2 separate regions of the Homo sapiens genome follow, and region 1 is linked to region 2. A link is an interaction called in ENCODE POLR2A ChIA-PET data of the cell type or tissue named here. Cell type or tissue: CD4-positive, alpha-beta T cell. All regions are shown on one strand. Each heading gives the region's core, and the rest is flanking DNA. Links, peaks and the distances in the headings are about the cores only.

Evidence for each region. Peaks named below come from ENCODE experiments on the same cell type or tissue, not always from the same donor. Only the 100,000 strongest peaks of a DNase experiment are listed, where the experiment ranks them.
Region 1: POLR2A ChIA-PET joins it to region 2 with 5 read pairs; 3 of 35 experiments call an interaction of 5 or more read pairs at or near these places.

What each region holds. Positions count from the first base shown.
Region 1 is chr2:26,203,251-26,210,943 of GRCh38, forward strand. It overlaps HADHA (hydroxyacyl-CoA dehydrogenase trifunctional multienzyme complex subunit alpha), which reads right to left. Exons shown (of 20, transcript NM_000182.5): 11 at 6,530-6,639; 12 at 812-946. It also overlaps a transcript of GAREM2 not described here. Among named protein-coding and RNA genes, the nearest start is that of GAREM2, 34 kb to the left of the region's middle. In CD4-positive, alpha-beta T cell, for the core only: no CTCF peak of the experiment used is centred there; no DNase peak of the experiment used is centred there.
Region 2 is chr2:26,295,509-26,303,201 of GRCh38, forward strand. It overlaps LOC105374334 (a long non-coding RNA gene), which reads left to right and starts at 3,541. Exons shown (of 4, transcript XR_939853.3): 1 at 3,541-7,693. In CD4-positive, alpha-beta T cell, for the core only: no CTCF peak of the experiment used is centred there; DNase peaks (open chromatin) are centred at 3,393, 4,173, 4,493 and 4,823; H3K4me3 peaks cover 2,374 bases; H3K27ac peaks cover 2,185 bases.

The DNA of each region.
Region 1 (7,693 bases), core at 1,271-5,270, 92 kb before region 2:
TTAAGCTATCTAATCCATTTAAGAAACAAAAAAGCTCACTCAGCTAAAAGTCACATGCAGGATGCTTTAAGTGCAGCCAGCTTGTCCATTAAATGTGAGCAGAAAACTGATCAAACCAACCCTCCATTTGGCCAAGCTGCTGCTCCACCTTCCCCTCTGCAAAACAGGCAGCATGTGTGTGATGGTGAGAGAGGCAGGTGGTGAGGAAGGGGAATAATATTCCCCCTTTATTAATTCAGAGGTAAGATGGAGATAGTCTGTAAAGCCCCAGACACTGTGGAGGGATCAGTTCATGGCTTCTCTCTGTAATGCCAGTCAGGAAATAAAAGTCTGAAGAGTCCTGATCCCGGCCCTGCCTTCCCCCTGCAGTTACTGCCCATTTCCTTACATCCTAACCTCACTCAGTCTTCTCAACAGAGACAGTCATGCTGTTTGAATAATCCTTAACAATAGAGCAATTACCTGCAAACTATATCAAAATCCGCAGGCCTGATACGAAAGTGTAAAATGGCATTAACAAGTATCTACTAGATAAGATTTTCCCTTCTGCATTCAAAGACTACAGACTCCAAGGATGTTAATTGTCTATGATATCTATAACAAAACGAAGTCAAAGAAGGAATTGGCATTTCTAAAAATCAAAAGAAACTTGGCTTCACTACGGAGTATCTAGAACTCATTATGTTCAGGAAAAAGGAATCCGTGATGGCAAGAACAAACAAACAAAAAAACCCACCAAGCCACCACAAAAAACAACTAACCAAGAAACAAAGGACATTCTAACTCTTGCAAAGAGAGAGAGCAGGCTTACCCTTTGAACACTTGTTGCTGTCCTCGGTCTAGCGCAGTGAGGGTGGCATCTTTAAGTATAGTCTTTAGCCCCTTATCCACGGAGACTTGGGCGATGCCTGCTCCCATCAGCCCTGCACCAAGAATAGCCAGATGCCTGCAAGGCAAGGATGAAATGACTTTCGGTAAACTGATCTTAATCATTTCAGTCAAAGTGGAAGATTGCCTAAGTTATTCAATAAACCAACTAATGCAGGCACAACTATAAGGTGTTTCAAATAATTTTTATTTATTAAAAACACAGCTTTAATAAATGATTGATCTTAAAAGTTAAGTGCAAAAACCCACCAGGTCTAAAAGAACTGGTCTACCCAAGAAGACAGAATTATACTAATCTTCAATCATGCTTCGAAATCACTGAAATCAAAACAACCAGTTTACATTTAAGTCAACATGAGTATTTTTGTTTTTCGAACAAAAAGACCAACCTCTTTTCTTATTGAACAACTTATTTGTTAGTGATTTTGACTATCTGCCAGTCATCTTTCTTTCTTTTTTTGAGAGACATGGTTTTGCTCCCTTACCCAGGCTGGAGTGCAGTGGTGCAATCCTAGGTTTACTGCAGCCTTGAACTCCTGGGTACAAGTGATCCTTCTGCCTCAGTCTCCTGAGTAGCTCGGACTAAAGGTGCATATCACCACTCCTGGCTAATTTTTAAGTTTTTTTGTAGATAGGGTCTCACTATGATGCCCAGGCTGGTCTCGAACTCCTGGCCTGGCCTCAAATGATCCTCCCACATCAGCCTCCCAAAGAGATGGGATTACAGGTGTGAGCCATCGTGTAATCTTTCATTTCCCCCAAAATCTGTGCCTTTATCACTCCTCGTCTGGATGAATTCAAAGTCTCCTCCATGGTCTCTTTGCTTCCAGACCTTATCCCTTCCTTAAACACTTCCACATATGCACATTGCTACCTTTTTTTGCCCCTGAATTCCTCTAGAACTTCTCAGGACGACTTGATTTACCCCAGAGTATCCTGGAATGGCTTCGTGTCCATTATTTGTCTCCTCAATTAAATTCTAAGCCTTTTGAGGACCAGAGATCATATCTGCTTATTCATTTTAGTTCCCTATAGTTCTGGAATAATTTGCCATATTCCCATAGTAAATAACTAAGAAAAATTTTTAAAGAATCTCTTCATAAAAGAAGCCCAAGTTTACAGCACTGTTATCCAAATTAGAGTTGAAATGAGGGATAAAGTTTCATTCTTAACCATTCTGATTGTAATGTTCAAAAATCATACTAAAGTCCTGAAAAGGAAATCTAACTTCAAGTCCTAGGAGCATCTTCTAAATGCAGCTTTGTAATGGTACAAATATTTATATGGTGAGTGATAAGTAATTGCAGGACAATGAGAAAATACAGTAGAGAAACAAAAAATAGGGACTGAAAAAAAAGACTGATACATTTGCTACATCAAAATTAAAAATTTCTGTTTTGGCTGGGCACAGTGGCTTACGCCTGTAATCCCAGCTCTTTCTTTGAGAGGCCAAGGCGGGCAGATCACAAGGTCAGGAGTTCAAGACCAACCTCACCAAAATACAAAAATAAAAAAATTAGCTGGGTTTGGTGGTGTGCACCTGTAATCCCAGCTACTCAAGAGGCTGAGGCAGGAAAATTGCTTCAACCTGGGAGGCGGAGGTTGCAGTGAGCTGATTGTGCCACTGCATTCCAGCCTAGGTGACAGAGTGAGACTCCATTTTTTTTAAAAAAAAAAATTCTGTTTGACAAATGAACCCACAAAATTAAGACAACCATAGAATGGGAAGAATTTGTGACATATACAGCAGACAAAGGATACTACTGGAAAAACAGAACATGCATATATCAATTTAAAAAGACAACGAAATAAAATGGGCAAGGGATATAAAGCAATTCATAAAAGAACAAAACAAATTGTCAGTAAAGATGCTCAATTTCAGCCAGGCACGGTAGCTCATGCCTGTAATCCTAACACTTTGGGAGGCCTAGGAGGGAGGATCGCTTGAGCTCAGGAGTTTGAAACCAGCCTGGGCAACACAGTGAGACCTCATCTCTATTATGAAAATAATAATAATAATAAAAAGATGTTCAATTTCCCTAATAACTGGGGCAATGCAAATTAAAATGAGATGCATCAGACTGGCAATTTTTTTTTTTTTTTTTTTAAGATGGAGTTTCACTCTTGCCGCCCAGGGTGGAGTACAACGGTGCGATCTCAGCTCATTGCAACCTCTGCCTCCCAGGTTCAAACGATCCTCCTGTCTCAGACTCCCGAGGAGCTGGGATTACAGGTGCCCACCACCACACCCAGCTAATTTTTGTATTTTTAGTAGAGATGGGGTTTCACCATGTTGGCCAGGCTGGTCTCGAACTCCTGACCTCAGGTGATCCACGCACCTCGGAATCCCAAAGTGCTGGGATTACAGGCGTAAGCCACCACACCTGGCCAAAAATTTTAAAGTATCAGTTAGGATGTACAAAAAATTAGTTCATGCATGGTTCACGGAAGTATACTTTGTCCTACTTTTGGGGGGGTTCTTTGGTTTTGTTAAAACCAAGAACTGCATACTGTATAACATAGTAATTCTACTCGTCATTATCTACTTTACAGAGATGGACTTATACACAAGATGACATGCTGTGATGAACAGCTATATAATAATGTTTGTAATGAAAAATTGTAACAGCCAGTAATTCGTCAACAGGGGATTAAAAGGAAGGAGTTACCTGATATGTACTAATCTACATCTCCAAGTCATATCACTGAGTAAAAAGTGCAAGCTACAGGATCCATACAGAAGGATTCCTTTTATGTTAAAACATACCATAAGTATAGGCCAGGCATGGTGGCACATGCCTATAATCGTAGTGCTTTGGGAGGATGAGGCAGGAGGACTGCTTGAGGCCAGAATTTTGAGATCAGCCTGGGCAACTTAGCAAGAACTCATCTCTACAAAATATTTGAAAATGAGCCGGGTGTGGTGGTATGTGCCTGTAGTCTCAGCTACTCAGGAGACAGAGGTGGGAAGACTGCTTGAGCCCAGGAGTTTAAGGTTATGGTGAGCTGTGATTATGCCATCGCACTCCAGCCGGGGTGACAGAATGAGACCCTGTCTCTAAAAAAACAAACCCACCCCTTTCCCCTAACAAAAAAAATCCCATAAACACAAAAGAGTATCTTATAATCTTATTTATGATAATTTTTTTGAAAGGAGAAAAAGAATGCATTATTTAGTAGGTTTTTTTTTTTTTTTTTGGTGGGAGGGCATTTGCTGGAATGTTAACTTTAGCTGTTAATAACAATAATAGTAAAATCTAAAACTGTGTTTAAAGCTTTTTTGGTATAACAGAATCCACAGCTAAAATATTACTCATTTCTTAACTGTTATGCTCCGCTTCATTAACACCAAAATTTTCATGATGGCTTTATAGTTGTTTAATATTTGTCTACAACAATGTAGAGTTAAATTAACACACTTCACAATCTACGGAATCCTTCTAATAAACATCTTCAGCACCCTTGAAATGACCCACTTGTGTAATTACCCAGCAGGCTAACATCTATGGTGCACGATGCTTTATAAGCCAACTGCTGGGTGACATGAACTTTTGAGGGTTGATTACACAGAAATGTTGTGATTTGAGGAATGCATAACATGGTACCTTGTCTGTATACTAATTTGTAGCTCAGTATTTTTTTTCATAAGTACTGCTCTTCACTTATTAGAACTGATGGAATGCGTTATTCATATGAAAGATTAATTTGTAAAGAGACAATAGATAAGGAATTCCAGTTATCATCCAAGGCAAGGGGGAAGGGGCCTAGAGAAATAATAGTGGAAGAATTACTGATAACTGGGAAAGCAGGAAGGGGGACACCCTATCTACAATGTTCATTATTCAATTTTCAGTTTAACATATTTTGCCTTGGGTATCTTATAGCTTATTCTTCATTTCTAAGATGATGCTAACTTTTTCTTCAATGTCTTTCCCAAGTTAGGTCAACTCCTATATTTATCCTGTTTTTCTGCCCATTTAGTTCTGAGTTTTTGAATTTTTGATTCAAGGCAGTTTTTTTTCTGATTTGCAAATGCTGATTTAAGAATATTTAAATCAAGTTCTGTTATAGTCTTCTTCTGCATTGTGGTTGTTTTTTGGGGGACAGAATTTTCATAAACTTCAGTATTCTGATTCTCATTTTCTCTTTTTTTCTTATATTAGCTTTTTGTGGGTGCTGTCTTTCTTTTTTGCATACTGACTACACAATACCACCTTTTCCAAGGGGTATTTTATTGTTACATGGAGATGTATACTACCTCCATACGACAATAAATGCTCAGGCAGGAGGAGTCTGGAGTTAATAAATTAAGACACTAGGTTTTTTAATTTAAGAGTACCCTCTTCTGTTGCAAAGTGCAGTTTCTTTAATTGACAGCATTCTTTGTGTACATGGAGGGATACGGTGGGGAGGGGTAGAAGTTGGTGTATCTAGGTTTTGTAATTTTGCAGGATGCTTCTCTGCCTTCTATTTATGCCGTGCACAGGGAATGGGTGGCTTTGTTTTCCTTATTAATCTGTTGATTTTTGTAGAATGTGTAAAGAGATACAGGTTTAAGTGGCCATAATTTTCCTCCTGCAACATGGAAGTAATTTACCCTGCTCATCGAATGCAAGGTACTATCAAGGTTAGGTGGAACAAATGCAATTGGCTCTTCAGATGGGATTGATAGCAGTCACTAAATGTTTGAGAGAAGCAGTTAAGGTTGTATTTCAGATTCTAATTGGAAATCAGCCCTCTTGGTTAGAATCTTACCTGTTTCACCCGGACTTCTTATCCATTTTATTTTGTATTTTGTATTTGTAATCTCATTAAAGGTGAGAGGATGGAGAAGGCAGTATCATTAGCTGCTTCTCTTAAATCCCCCACAGCAGTTCAGCTAGAACAGCTGAACCTCAGGACTACTGACATTTCGAACTGGATATTTCTTTATGGTGGGGACTATCTGTGCATTATAGGATGGTTAGCAGCATCCCTGGCCTCCACCCACAGATGCCAGTAGCATCCCTCCCTCCCTAGTTGTGACAACCAAAAATGTTCCCAGGCATTGTCAAATGTCCCCCTGGGAGGCAAAATTGTCCACGCTGAGAACCACAGAGCTACAAGTTGCATCATTAAACATAGACTCTGAAGAGCTATTAGGCAGCGTAATATGGAAAAAGGCTGGCTTATGGCAATACACATGAAAGAGGCAAACAGACTTTCCAATACTTAGGTTGTAAGCTAAAAGAAGGACAAGATTTTAACAATTACAATGAGGTTTTATGTTTTTTAATGAGGAAGAAGTGTGAGTTCCCAGAGATGACATCTCAAATCACAGGGAGAGAGATGATCATTGAACAGTGCAGAGGGAGTGTGTGGTTTGGGAAGGGGGACCTAAACCAGACTTCTAGGCAACATCAATATGTGACAAGAAAGCCTCTATAGGAATGACCAGAGGGGTTTGGAAAAAACTCAGAACAGGCAGAACTTTGAAAGCCAAAAAGTTTTTAGTAGACATAAGGGCTCAAATGTGCTCAGGAAAGAAGTTGAGGGCAAGACTGAATTAAGATACAGATCTAGCTCTGTAGATCTTCAAAGCCTCTGTGAACTTTGCACACAGTAAAATTCACAAGGGCTTCCTACGTAGAGTTTAACTTACTTAACATCCTTCTGTGGAGCTCCAAATTTATTCTTCTTGCACAGGACCTGACCATGGTAGAGTCCCATCAAGGCCTTTGATTCTTTGGTCATTACAAGCTCTCCAAATTTCTGAAAAGTAAAGGGGAATGAGAAAAGGTAGAACTTCACAGTCTAGGTTATATGGATTCCTTCAGTTCAGGTTCCTCTGAAGAGCAGAGGTAATGCATGTGAAGCCTGAGTCCCTGGGGATGCGGGGGAGTTTGGGGGTTCAGTGCTGCAGAAGTCTGTCTCTCACTGATGTGTCTTGTCTTTACTTGTCTTATCTGGAGCACTTTCCAACTACTGTGTTGAAGAAAGTTTTGGATATAACTAAGCTCTCAGATTCTTTACACCAGAGGTGTGGTAACCTTTTTCATAAAACTAGAGTCTCAGGGCCAAAATGAGCCTCCACAATCATCTCAAACCAACCCTCTCATTTTACAGATTGGGAAGAGGAGGTCCAAAGAAATGGAGTGACTTTGCTCAAGGCTATACTGCCTCAAAGTGGCAGAAATGGAACTTGAACCAAGACAGTATGACTCTGAACTCCAGTTCTTTTTTTTTGAGATGGAGTCTCGCACTGTCACCCAGGCTGGAGTGCAGTGGCACGATCTCGGCTCACTGCAAGCTCCGCCTCCCAGGTTCACGCCATTCTCCTGCCTCAGCCTCCTGAGTAGCTGCGCTACAGGTGCCCACCACCACGCCTGGCTAATTTTTTGTATCTGTAGTAGAGATGGGGTTTCACCGTGTTAGCCAGGATGGTCTCGATCTCCTGACCTCGTGATCTGCCCGCCTTGGCCTTCCAAAGTGCTGGGATTACAGGCGTGAGCCACCGTGCCTCGCCTCGAACTCCGGTTCTTTTTCCACTGTAGCAGGCTGCCCACGTGGGACTTACCACTTTTAAAAGTAGCTTAATTTATGGAGAAAAAGTCTCAACTTGGTGGTTAAAGGCATAATATCTAGGATTTGACAGATCCTGTCTCTGCCACTGCCCCATTGTGAAGCTTTCTTCATCCTTAAAAATGGGAAAAACAATACCCATTTTACAGTATTGTTCTGGGGGATTAAATGAGAACACTAGTAAAATGACCAGGGTCTCAAGGTTAGCTATTATTAATATCACTAGGATATAATGGTAAGATTG
Region 2 (7,693 bases), core at 1,410-5,409:
ACATTTGAAAATGGCTGCACTGGTTCATGCCTGTAATCCCAACATTTTGGGAGGCTGAGACAGGAGGATGGCTTGAGCCCAGGAGTTTGAGACCAGCCTCTACAGAATTTGTCCTTTTGTGACTGGCTTATTTCACTCAGCATAAGGTCCTCAAGGTTCACTAGTGTAGCTTGTCACAGGATTACCTTCCTTTTTAAGGCTGCATAGTATTCCCTTGTGGGTATATACCACAGTTAAACCAGGCTGTCACTGTAATTAGAGCCTCTGCTCCACCAACTAATCATTTGGCAGTAGAGCCTTTTATTTGTCCTTATCTTTCGTTCAAACTTCCCCCTATTCCCCAGTTGTTTGCTTCTGATGGTATCTGATTCTAAGTAACTGCATGTTCTTTCTATACTCTATATAGTTTATTCATTTATTTATTCTATTGAGTGACTTTTATGTGTCAGGCACTATTCTGGATGCTGAGGCTACAACAACCATTAAAAAACAGACCAAAATTCCTGCCCTTTTTGCTTCCCCCTTTCCAGAGCCTCTCCTCTCCTCCTGGCCTTTCTCAGTTGTGTTTTTCTCCAGGCCTCTCAAATGCTAGTCTTTCTTGAGGAATGAAAAGCAAGCACACAAGTTTATACTTTTAAATATGCAAAATATTAAAGAGAACTTTTCCAAAATCATTTTCTCTCCTTCCTCCCTTCCTCCTTCCCTCCCTCTCTTCCTTCTTTCCTTCCTTTTTAACAGTCTTGTTCTGTAGCCCAGGCTGGAGTGCAATGGCGTGATCTTGGCTCACTGCAACCTCCACCTCCCAGGTTCAAGTGATTCTCATTTTATTTTTTCTGATTCTCATTTTATTTTTTCTGATTCTCATTTTATTTTTTTTCTAATGTAAGAAATACATGCTGTCCGGGCGAGGTGGCTCACACCTATAATCTCAGCACTTTGGGAGGCCGAGGTGGGAGGATCACTTGAGCCCAGGTTTTCGAGAACAGCCTGGGCAACATAGTGAGACCTTGTCTCTACAAAAAAGAAAAAATTAACCAGATGTGGCAGCACGTCCCTATAGTCCCAGCTACTTGGGAGGCTGAGGTGGGAGGATCACCTGAGTCCAGGAAGTCCAGGCTGCACTCCAGCCTGGGTGACAGAGAGAGCCCTGTCTCAAAAAAAAAGAAAAAACAAAAGTTTATTGCAGTTACATAGGATGAATAAGTCCGAGGGATCTGATTACACACACACACACACACACACACACACACACACACACAAGATGAGATGGACACGTTAATCAGCTTGACTTTAATATCAGTTCATGATGTATATATAATAAAAAATGCTCATTGTCAAAGAACAACTCAAATAATATAGAGTAGAAAAAAATGAAAAATCAAGTAGAGATACCCACTTACCCATTGATAATGCTTTGATATCTCTTCCTTTCGAGGCGCTCATACTTGTATGGACAAATGTGTCACCAGGCAGCTTAACTTCAAAGTGCATTTTAAAACTTTTTTTTTGTCTTGAATTTCAAGATATAACCTGGAAGCAAACTGTAGAAACCTTTTCCCTTAGCCTTAAAACAGACTCCATGACCCTCCTTTTCTCACGATATATACTCCCTTCACATTTATCTAATTGTATACTAGTATCTAATTGTGCCTTCCTAGAACTTCCAGGCACTAATCTTGAGACAGACAGACCAAGCCTGGAGACCCAGCTGCAAAATTCCAGAGATGACTTCAAGGCAGCTAGTTAACAACCTGGCCATTGTTGAGATGACGCCAGCCCACACACCAGGTGGACTGGGACCCAAGAGAGCCACCAGAACGAGACACACATATGTTGTATTTACCACAGTTCTTGAATGCCTTGCTTATCAAATTTTCCCTTTTTAAACCCCTGCCTTCCCCTCAAAAATTGAAGTGGTTGCTTTGGATGGGAATCTGGCTGCTTTCCCTTTACTAGGTTTTTTTTGACAGCGTCTCACCCTGTCACCAGGCTGGAGTGCAGTGGTGCGATCTTGGCTCACTGCAACCTTCGCCTCCCGGGTTAAAGCCATTCTCCCTGCCTCAGCCTCCCGAATAGCTGGGATTACAGGTGCCTGCCATCACGCCTGGCTAATATTTGTATTTTTTAGGAGAGACGGGGTTTTGCCATGTCGGCTAGGCTGGTCTTGAACTCCTGACCTCAGGTGATCTGCCCACCTTGGCCTCCCAAAGTGCTGGGATTACAGGCATGAGCCACCGCGCCCGGCCCCTTTACTAGTTTTGGATAATGAAATCACTTTCTTTCTACCAGACCTTGCTCTTGTTAATTGGACTCTGCAAGCAGCAAGCATCCACACCTGCATTCGGTTACATAGGGACCAAAATTGCATAGTATAATGCTGTTCTGGAATGCTGTTGTTTTACTTAGCTATATTGGAACAGAAATTAAAAGAAATTAAAGAATGTGTGAGCAAAAACTCAGTTACATGTAAAAAACCCAATTCCCCCTGAAGAAGAGAAAGAGCTGGAGTCCTTTAAAATCAACTGCCTGTTTTTCTGTGGCTAGTGAGCCTTCTCTCTCCCTTTCCCAGGCATTGTGAAGACTGTTTCTCTAGCTATGCAGCTGTAAGGTCACTAGACAGATAATCTCAAGTCATAAAACATGTTGTTCCTTAAAAAGTAAAAAGTAATATAATGCATGTCTCAGTTAAATAACTGTCTTTGCTTCTCGTTTCTATAATAGGCTTCCCCCTGCACAGATCTCCCCTCGCCCCACAAAATGCTTAAAAGGTAGCTTGACTCTTTGTTCAAGGCTCAGTCCTTTAAATGTTAATCCGACTCGGTCGGTGCATCTAAATAATTGAATAATTCCTCCTCAACCCCTCGGTCTCTCTGATTCTTTAATTATCCCACTGCATTTCTGGTGGCCCGTACAGGAACTGGAGACGACAGATTTACTGTCTCCTTTGCCTGGGGGACTTAGGGCCCTGGGGCTCGGGGAGACCCGGCATCCAAGGCGCGCCATGGGGGAGCTTCACCTGGATGGAGACTGGCTCTCCCCGCGTCCCAGTGCCCTGCCCGGCAGCGCAACAGAACCGGAGACTGGGCTGCAGGACGATACCAGCACTTCAGGAACCACGGTAAGGAAAAAAGGCCCAAGGCAGGAAAGCCCGTCTCATAGGGGCGAAGGGGAGCTTGATCACCTCCCGGGGACCAATCACTAATCCAACCCAGAGTGGCTGGGGGGCGGCAGGAATGGCCTGCCAATTTGGATGAAGCTTGTGTCCCCACTAATAAGGTGGAAAGGAGAAAATAGGCCGATAGAGCGGCAAGTGCAGCAAGGAAGAGCTTGCTGGCACTCTTGCCACCCGAACTGGGAGTGGGTATGTGCGTGTGAACCTACCCGGGACATGAGAGAGGCTCGTTTCGTCCAATGAGGAGTCCTGGGGTAGGAGTGGTGTGTGTATGTGTGTGAATGTGGGAGCCTAACTAGGCTCACCCGGCACATGGAGAGGCCTGTTTCATCCGATGAGGAGTCCTGGGGTAGGGGAGGTGTGTGAAAGTGTGTGAAAGAGATGGTCTCGGGAGAGGCCAACGCGGGGAGTGACGAGGGGAGGCACAGATCCCTTAGTGCGGGTTGTGTTCCGAGGCCAGTGTGGGGGAAACCAGACCTAGAACGTTGTATACGGCTGATAGGACCAGGTCCACCGCTGCAGCAGGCTGTGAGAGGGGAAGGCACGTTCCTGGCTAAGCAGCGTCCAAAACTCCCGTAATAGGACCCAGTCTGGTGGACCCGAGAGTAAAAGTGAGAGTGAAAGTGCGCCGCAAGGGAGGAAATGGGAGGAAAAGCGTCGAAACCAACTCCTTTGGAGTGCATGATAAAAAAATTTTTAAAAAGGATTTAGAGGTGATTATGGGATGAAACTGGATGCTCAAAATTTAAGGACATACTGTGAATTAGAATAGCCCTCTTTTAGTGTTGGACGACTGGCCGAAGGCACTACAGAGAAATTGGCCGTGTGTTTTAAGGTGGTGACTAGGGTTGGAGGACCACCAGGGCATTCAGACCTAGTCTTTGTATTGATTCATGGCTAAATGAATGCAGCCCTGCCTAGCAGTTTATTGTAGAACGCTCGCAGCTCATGGCGAGAGACACCAGCTGTGCTGGCAGCTACAGAGTTAAAGGGAAAGTCACAGAGCCTTGTAACTCCACAAGTAAAAAGTGAAAAGTAAAAGCCAAAAGTGAAAGTAAAAATCAGCTGTGCCAGGAACTATGGAGACAAAAGAAAAGTCTCAGGAAAGAGAAAACTGGTTTTGCAAGAACCACAGAAGGGAATAAAGACCCCTCCTCCCTACATTCCAATCTACCCCCCTTTACCAAGGCTAACTGCCCCTAAGGAGTTAAGTTCAAAGAAATACAGGCTCCCAGAAGAAAAAATCAGAGCTCCAGGAAGTTAAAGTGAAAGGTTACAAAAAAGTCAGGCAGGCCGTCTCAGGTCTGGCCGTGCCCAAGTTATGCTTATGCCTCTTAAGAGGACAAAAGGACCCCCACTAGGACCCAGATGATGCAGTCCAGCTTCAACCCCTACAAAATTGCCGAGAAGCACTTCTGCCAAAGGCTAAAGGATGGTAAAAGAAAAAGGTAACCAATATATATATATATATAAAAAAAATCTCAGAGGTGCTCCAGGGTGCAGATAAAAGCACCAACCAGTTTTAAAAAAGACTTTGTGGGCATTTTGGTTGTACACTCCGTTTAACTCTAAGGCTGCTGAAAATCAGCACGTGGTGGATACAGCATTTGTAAGACAGGCCCAAGGAGATATCCGGCATACATTGCAGAAGTTAGAAGCTCCGTAGGCGTGAATGCTACTCAGCTTATTAAGGTGGCTACCAAGGTGTACATTAACTGAGATCAAGAGGCAAAAAAGAAAGCTGATCGGAGGCTTAAGAAAGGCTAATTTACTAGCAGCAGCCCTTACAGGAAGAGAAGCTGGCTTTGCAAGGAGGCAGGGACGTGGGCGTGAACACAGTCGTGGAAAAGGCTAGTCTGGACAGGAGTTTGAAAGCCGGCCGAGGCTAGAGAGAGATTAATGCGGACAGTGCAAAAGGAAAGGACACTAGAAGGATAAATGTCAAAAGAATAAGGAAAATGGTCAATGGTCTAACACCCGAGTGCAGCGTTCGGTTGCTAGTTGTCATGCTTCAAAGGCAGATCCTGATCTGATCGGCTTAGCGGGGGCTGAGAATTTAGAGGACTGATAGACCGGGCTCCATCCTTTTAGGCCCCGGGGAGCCTATAGTCTCTATGGAAGTAGGGGGCCAATTAATGGATTTTTTGGTCGATACTGGTGCTGATTTCTCTGTGGTAACTCACCAATTAGTCCCCCCACAAAGAACTGTGCTACTATCGTAGGGGCTACTGGCGCCAAAGAAAAGAGGCCTTTTTGCAAATCCAGGAGATGTATTATTGGGGGACAAAAAGTGCAGCATGAGTTTCTATATATGCCAAATTATCCAGTGCCCTTGTTGAAAAGAGACTTACTCCAGAAACTGCAGGCACAAATCTCCTTTACACCTAAAGAGAATATGACACTAGAGTTTAGAAAGTTTAAGGCAATGGTTTTGACTATAACTGTCTCAAGAACTGAGAAATGGCGGCTCTATAAACTGTGTGCCAGAAGGCCACTGGAGGCGGACCTACACAATATGCGGGGAATGCTTTTCAAGGTACCAGGTGTATGGACCGAGCACAACCTCCCTGGACTTGCTGCAAACAGACCCCCGGTCGTAGTAGAGCTTAGCCCTTATGTTCCCCGGTACAAGTCCGTCAATACCCACTACCCAGAGAGGCAATTGATGGCATAACGAAACATTTAAATCGGCTCTGTGAACATAGGATTATACTGAAATGCAAGTCCTCCTGGAATACTCCTCTGCTGCCTGTGCAGAAGCCAAATGGTGAATACAGGCCAGTTTACAAAGTGTCCAAGGACAAGGCAAAAGTCTTTTTTCAGCAGGTTGGATAGCTAAGATTCATGGTATCCCAAGGCCAGTGCAGGCTTGGAAGTGCACGCAAGGAGGCTGTAGGTGCATTGCCCACCCACAGGTCAGGGAATTTCTAGGTGCGGCGGGATTCTGCCGAATCTGGATTCCAAACTTCTCCCTTATAGCAAAGCCCTTATATGAGGCTACCAAAGGAAAAGAAAGAGAGCCCCTCCTATGGGAAAAGGAATAGGAAAAGGCCTTCAAAGATATAAACGAAGCTCTCATCCAAGCCCCGGCGCTAAGGTTGCCAGATATTAAAAAGCCCTTTTTTTGTATGTGAATAAACGAAAGGGAATGGCAGTCGGAGTCGTAACTCAGCTGGGCTCTTAGCATCGGCCGGTAACACACTTATCCAAGAGACTGGACTTGGTGGCCTTAGGTTGGCCCCACTGCCTCAGGGCGTTGGCAGCTACTGCAATCCTTCTAAAAGATGCCAACAAGCTAGCCCTAGGTCAGAAGTTAATAGTTCGGGTGCCACATGCTGTAGTCACCTTAATGGAGCAAAGAGGACATCATTGGCTGTCCAACTCTAGAATGCTAAAGTATCAAGGGCTTCTGTGTAAAAATCCCCAGATAACACTGGAGACTGTAAATACCTTGAACCCAGTTCCCCTGCTGCCTGTGGAGGAACCCGACTGGAAGGACGGTAGGTTGCCTCGCTGCTGGCAGGACCTTCTCCACTGTTGCCTAAATACGGTGGATGAAGTGTTCTCGAGCCAGGAAGATCTCAGAGATATCCTCCTTGGAGAGCCCAGATGTTGAATACTTCACTGATGGTAGCAGTTTCATAACAGATGGGGTACGATATGCAGGGTATGCCGTAGTGACCCAACACTCAGCAGTTGAGGCTCAAGCCTTACCTTCTGGGACTTCTGCTCAGAAGGCTGAATTAATAGCATTAACCGGATCACTGTTATTGGACAAGGGGAAGAAAGTAAATATATATACTGATTCAAGATATGCTTTTGCAACCCTGCATGCCCATGGGGCAACATGCAAAGAGAGAGGACTTTTGACTACTAAAGGAAAAAAAATTAAAAAAAAAAATAAAGAGGAAATTTTGCAATTATTAGAAGCCATATAGGCTCCAGAAAAGGTGGCTGTCATTCATTGCAAAGAACACTAAATGGAAAAAAGCTATGAATCACAGGGCAACAGAAAGGCAGACCTAGAGGCTCTGCGGGCATCAATGAGCAAGGCTTTACCTGAAGAAAGACCTATAGCAACGCCTCTCCTTATAGAGCCCCCTTTGCCGGAGGTACCCAATTACTCTTCAAGTGAAACAGCTTGGTTTGGTCAGGAAACAAAAAAATATATTAAAGGTGGATGGTGGCTCTGACAGGAGGCTAGCCATCCCAGAGACAATAGCCCCAAGGTTTGTGAAGCAGATCCATCAAGGAACACACATTGGAAGGACAGCTCTAGAGACTTGGATAGGTTGGCATCTCTATGTGCCATGGCTGTCTGCCATGACCCGTGCTGTTTGTGAACAATGTCTATCTTGTGCCCGGAGTAATCCAAAACGAGGACCTACTCAACCTCCAGGAATTCAGGAAGTAGGAGCTGTGCCTTGTGAGAACCTGCTTATAGACTTTACCGAGTTGCCTTGAGCAGGAGGTTACCAGTATATGCTAGTGTTTGTTTGCACCTACTCGGGGTGGGTTGAG